Linked DNA regions of Homo sapiens: region 2 is linked to region 1. The links are chromatin contacts, found by Hi-C in ENCODE. All regions are on one chromosome and are shown on one strand. The core of a region is the stretch at or near the end of the contact, and the rest is flanking DNA. Distances in the headings are between cores, read along the strand shown. Region 1 holds the start of LINC00882 (long intergenic non-protein coding RNA 882). Region 2 overlaps LOC105374031 (a long non-coding RNA gene).

Evidence for each region. A loop is a pair of places that touch in the nucleus more often than their neighbours do. Pooled maps may share reads with other maps.
Region 2: a map of tibial artery shows a loop between it and region 1 (5-fold over the local background). The contact joins the enhancer-like site here to the promoter of LINC00882 in region 1. A Hi-C loop is called at or near these places in 3 of 168 maps with a recorded cell type or tissue (ascending aorta, chondrocyte and tibial artery) and 14 of 50 pooled maps.

The regions. Positions count from the first base shown.
Region 1 is chr3:107,238,981-107,242,048 of GRCh38, forward strand. It overlaps LINC00882 (long intergenic non-protein coding RNA 882), which reads right to left and starts at 1,658. Exons shown (of 4, transcript NR_028303.1): 1 at 1,463-1,658. It overlaps DUBR (DPPA2 upstream binding RNA), which reads left to right and starts at 1,712. Exons shown (of 4, transcript NR_028302.1): 1 at 1,712-2,107.
Region 2 is chr3:108,099,538-108,102,605 of GRCh38, forward strand. All of the region lies in intron 1 of LOC105374031 (a long non-coding RNA gene), which reads left to right. Among named protein-coding and RNA genes, the nearest start is that of CD47, 10 kb to the left of the region's middle. RefSeq lists a silencer at 679-748 and an enhancer at 1,829-1,898. Within about 2 kb of position 1,499, at least 4 of the 41 ENCODE cell types and tissues checked have a DNase peak (open chromatin) inside an H3K27ac peak, as active enhancers do.

The sequences.
Region 1 (3,068 bases), core at 408-2,907:
GAGCCAAAAATGGCCAAAGACGGGCAATTTGAACTTCAAAATGGATAATCACTGCAATTATATAAAAGTGTAAAAAGAGATACAGATACAATCAACATGAAACTCCTAGAAGCAACAGGAGATTCAATATGGTAGCAAGATACAAAATTAGACATAGAAATCAGTACCTTCATTTATGTAAGAATCTAGCTGTTATAAGGAAAAGTGGAAGAGATAATCCCACTTACGATACCAACAAAAAAGAGAAATACTCTAAGAATAAACTTAACAAGTGAAAAACCTTTATGATGCTTCCTTGAAAGACACAAAGCTGAAACTTGAGCACGAGAAAAAATAAACCTTGCTTTTCAAAAGGAAAATGCAACATCATAAACTGAAAAGGTATGCAGAAGATTTTTTTTTTGAAAGTACTTTTATGGGGCTATATTCTATAGTTAACATGAAAAAATAACCCAGCATTAAAAAAACACTTAAGAAAACAGCAATGATGCAGTCTAGCCCTACCAGATACTGAAATATAGTCTCTAATAAAAACAGTATATTAGCCCATAAGTAGACAATAAGATCAATGCGGGGAAAAAAGAAAATATATCTTAGACCCAATTACAATGTGGAAATTTACGTATGTGATAAAAATATTGCAAATCGCTGGTCAGGGAGGTGCTTTATAAATTAAATGTTATGACAGCTAAAAAGTCATTTGAAAATAGATAAAATTGGATACATCACCTAGGTAGAATTCCTGCATATATGTTTGTGTGTACATATCTATTACTCGTGAATCTTATAATGAGGAACCAATCTGACATCTCCAAATTGAAGGATATTCTGGAAGACCACCGGGCTAGACTTTTCAAAAATGTCAATACCAGGAGAAACAAACAAAAAAGGCTAGGGAACTGCTCTATATTGAAGGAAGCGAAAGAGACTTGACAACTGCAATATGTGGTTCTTATTGATGCACTATGTGATTCTTGTTAAATCTCGGATTTACATTTTACAAACTACAGGGTAAAGAAGGACATTTTGGGACAATTGAGGAAATTCAAATATGAAATATAGATTATTGTAATATAACAATGTTACATTTCCTAAGTATGATGATGTGCATTGTGATCCTGTGGTCCTCAATTGAGGCAACTTTGTACCTCTCCTTTTTCCCCCAACCCTCACCACTACCCCTCCCCCCCTCAACCCCCCCAACCACACCGTTTGGGTTTGGCAGTGTCTGGAGGCATCGTTGGCTGTCACAACTGGGGGAGGGGGTTGCTACTGGCATCTAATGGGTAGAGGCCAAGGATGCTGCTAAATAGTGATTGTTTAGCACAGGACACCCCCACCCCACCCCGTCACCCCACCTTACGGGTACAGACAGCAAAAACTCATCCTGCCCAAAATGTCCATAGCGCGGGGTTGAGAAACCCTGATGTAGAAAAATCCCTTATTCTTAGGGGATACATACTGAGATATTAGGCTGAATCACATGACATTGTCTCTTGCGTAGGTCAAGTATCGGCAATATTTAAGGACGAAAGGTTATGACGTTCACAACAAACTCTCAAAATAATGAACAAGCCCCTTCCGCCCCGGCTGCCCCGCGACCTAGGGGACCCGAGAAGGGCGCACTCGCACGGGCCGCGGAGGCCAACGCCGAGCCTGCGCGGCGGGAGGCGCTGAGAACTCACTGCGCACGCGCCGGTCGGCTGGCCGCACCCACGCGGCGCAGCTCCCAAAGTTGCAGACAGCCCGGCGAACCGCGCAATGCGCTTCTTCTGCCTGCAGCAGAGAAAAGGAAAGAAAACTCCGCAGGGGCTCCGTTGGCTTCTCCACGAGTGACAACCATGTTTTCCCAGATAGAAGACCGGAGCCCTGCTCCTTTGCGATCCGCCGAGGGCTGCAGAGAGCATCCTCATCCATTTGGGCACCCCTGCCCAGGAAGAGCCCGGCCATCCCTTTCCGGACTGGATCCTTAAGAGGTGAATTTTCTTCCGTGGATTCCGATTTGCTCCGTCTGACCAGCCTAGGCAATCCAGCATCGCGTGGTACCAGTGCCGCTGGGCACACTGGCTTCACGCCGGCTCCGCCTCACCAGCAAGCGCATTCCCAGGTAAAAATTTTAAATACCTTAGAATTCTTCTGCCTAGACCCTCTAATCAAGAAGTTTACCCACTTTTTCTGTAAGGAGCCAGAAAGCAAATACTCTAGAATTTGGGCCTGGAACTGTCTCTGTAGCGTATTCGTCTTTGTTTTGAAAATGTAAAAACCACTCTTAGCTGCTGGCCTTACAAAAATAGAATCATGAGGACTGTGAAGATTAGAGCCTAATCACTAATTCACCCAGCACAGAGGCTAGAGCGCCAGTGAGTCCTCCGCCCCTTCCCAGGCCCGACCATAGTTTTGCAGTTAGGACCCAGGTTTTGTGAGGACTGGGACCCACCCAGGTTTAGTTCACAGTCTCTTGAATCCCTCCCTGCACCTGCACCTCTGCTCCTCCCCCTAGGCCGGTGGCCCTTGGTGAGTTTCTGGCAGTCTCCTAGGCCACCAGGAAACACTCCGACCAACTGCCACGCCCTCCTTTGCTCCAAAATGACAAGCTCTTTTCATCTGGGAGCAAAAGCTGAAGTCCCCACATTTGAACTAAATTAGTTTAGTGTAAAAGTAGTACAAGATTATCTCAGACAATTGTATTTTAATAGTATTTTTTTCTAGTGATAAATGTAATATATGTCTACTATGGTCATTTGGAAAATTCTGAGACGTATAGAGCAGAAAAGAAATTCTCCATAACCCTAACCCACAAAAAATAACTTTTGAAATGCTTGTGTATTTTTTAATTCTTTTTTAATGCATATTATAGGACAACTTACTGAACATTTGGATTTTTAGAAATATTTTTAATAAAACGTGTTGAAGTACAGCATACAAAAAAGTGTACAAATTACAAATACAGTTCAGTAAACTTTCAAAGATTAACACAAACATGTCCGGGCAACCACAACTCAGCTCAAGAAATTAACTAATAGTAGCATTCTTCATCCCCCTGTTAGTTTTGTCTATTCTGACATTTC
Region 2 (3,068 bases), core at 249-2,748, 860 kb after region 1:
ATTCTACAGACTCATTGTTTCTTTTAATCCCAACCCCATTGGCAACATTTTACTGCACCGTAATTCCTCTCTGGGGCCAAGGTATAGAAAGAAGTAGATCTCCAAAGACTGCCTTTTGTATCCTTAGAGGGACAAGATTTGTAGGAAAAAGAAAATGAAGGCTAGAGCACATGGGTGTTCTCTGAAATGAGCTGCAGAGTAGCTGTCTGCATTTCAGACTGACAATTTCAAATGAATCCTCCACCAGAAGCCGCCAGGAATGTCTGCTGAGAAAACTGTTTTCTGCCTACACAGGGCTCTCTAGGTGCACCCTTCCCTGCCCTGCTATGACCACTTGTGCAAAACCACTTGAGAAACTGCACCTCATGAAGTTTGTTTATTGATGCTACTACGTGAGCCTCTCTGAGTCCATCTGCCAACCTTCTTTTCTCTAATACTGATCTCATTGCTATGGGTGTGGGCCAATGGACTCAAACTATCTTTAGGGGGGCCTTAAAAGCAAAATGGATAAACTAGGTTCAAACTGTCAGACAAGACAGACAGACATGTCTGGAATCATGAGAAAGATTGCCCGATTCCAGGCCCCGCCCACCTCACTAATCCATCTTGAACAGCCCCTGGGTTTGACCGCTCCCACACGCTAACTGCTGCTGCAGGAGCTGCAACTTCCCTCATCTCTTCCGCAACCACAAGCCCTGGGAACCGCAATGGTAGCAAGAAAGAAAAATGTTATATCAACACTGAACTTAGAGGGGTGGTTCTCAAAGGATGCTACTGGGGTTTACAGCATCTGCAGCACTGAGAAACTTGGAAATGCAAATTCTTGGGCCCAGCCCTAAACCTACTAAAGGAGACACACTGGAGTGGGGCCCAGCAATCTGTGTTTTATCGAGTGTTCCAGGTGATTCTGGGGCATGCTAAAGTTTGTGAGCCACTGACTTAGTGTCTGACCTCAGAAGACAAGTGGCCTGCCTGTCACATGATTTATCTTGGTAAAAGTATCACCAGTTCCTCTGTCACCTTTGCTTGGTCAGGAGGAATCCACCTGTAGTAGAGTGGAGAATCCCTGTGAACCCAAGTTGTATCCTGGCCTCCTGGGTGTTTTATATTAGCTTCAGGTCACAAGTGCCAGTCGGTGTTGTGCAGCACCCAGGAGACAGAAGCAAGTCAGCTACAAGTGAAGCCTCTCATGTGGACAGCAGGTTCTCTAACATCTCCTGTTAAAGCAGCACATATTCTACCTTTGTTCTGATAGAAACCAATGTGTACTTCAAAGTGGCTTGAGGATCTCTTTAATTCTATAGTTTTGGTGAGTTTAGAAATACTTTAAGAAACTGGTTTCACTGTAGTTTACAAAATGCCCTTTTTGTGTGTCCATCAAAGTACTTTGTGTCTGACATCTGTGCTAATCTCTTGTGAGTTTCCATTTACAAGATGCCATTTTGATAAAATGCAGAAAGTGTCCATATGGTTACACAATTGTGTCTCTCTGTCTGGAGAATGAAGGAAATGAAACTGGGGGATCCCCTAGAGGAACGACAGATCAATAACCATTTCACCAGGTGGCAAATTCAGTGGGTCCTATGAAGCAGTGTGTGCAGAGGGGAGAAATGAGTCATACTCTCTCATAATTCAAAAGAAAATGATATGTTCATTTGTGACAGCCACCTGGGCTAGACCACCTGGAGCTGTTTCTGGCACACTAAAGTAAAGAGCTCATCCTAACCTACCCTGTCCTCGAAAGTAGCATTCTCTACATAAGGCTTGCATAAGTGCTGCATTGGGCTCCTGATAGACAAATCAGTCAGACCTAACCGATGAACTCCACTTCTTCAGTAGTTTGGATAATTCTCTTAATTTTGTCTGATAGTACTGAATTGCCTGAGAAAACCCACTGGTTTCTTGCACAGTACAGTCTGTGAATCAGGATTATTTTTTGTGGTTTTTATGTGAAAAAGTTGTACTTTTTAATCTTTTCCTCCTCTCCACTTTCAGAGCTCTCAGTGTGGTTTGGAGTGTGGTATGGCCCCAGAAGGCCAATAGAATCCTGTGATTTGCGCTCTAATAATCTGTATCCTGCCTGCCTTTTTGGGGTCTATTAGTCCATTTTCACACTGCTATAAAGACATACCCAAGACTGGGTAATTTATAAAGAAAAGAGGTTTAATTAACTCGCAGTTCTGCATGGCTGGGGAGGCCTCAGGAAACTTACAATCATGGCAGAAAGGGTAGAGGCACATCTAACATGGCAGCAGGCGAGAGAGGCAAAAGTGAGTAGTGAAGAGGGAAGAGCCTCTTATAAAACCATCAAATCTTGTGAGAACTAACTCATTATCATGAGAAATCATGGAGAAACCACTCCCATGATCCAATCACCTCCCACCAGGTCTCTCCCTAGACATGTGGGGATTATGGGGATTACAAGATGAGATCTGGGTGGGACACAGCCAAACCCTATCAGGGTCTGAGCCTTATGCCTATCTGGCCTCATTTTTCTTCCAAGAAATGCTTTGTGCTAGTGGGACTGTAAGCTAGACAAAAAGGTATCAAAGTGCTAAGGGAAAGAATATATGTAAGTGGCATGCATATCACAAGTGACAGCTTTTTTCCATGGAAGTTAAGATGGTCTCAGTGTCCCTAATTGGCACCTGCATATCTGTGTGCATGCACACTCTGAGGGTGTCATACATGCCTGAACCCACCCTGCAGAGACAGAGTGGACAGCTGTCCATGGGCTGTGATTGGATTTTGCTTCAGGGACCTCTCGACAACTACCCCGGCTGGTCCAGGACAACTGCCTGCTGGAAATTCTCACAATCACTTATCTCTTTGGACTTAGGCATTGAAAGTTGTTTAAATGCAAATTATTTTCCACAAGGTAGAGACATTATCATTCATTAATATTTGGGCTTTAATGAGTCTATCAACTTAGAAGAGAATGCGCCAGGGTCCTCTTTTGGTAATGGGAGCCAAAAAGCCAAACAGATGTGTTTTAATAACGACAGGTCGAAGAGGAAAGAGTAAGTTCTGAAATGTTGTAGAAACTAAAGCCACAGACTTAAGGAATA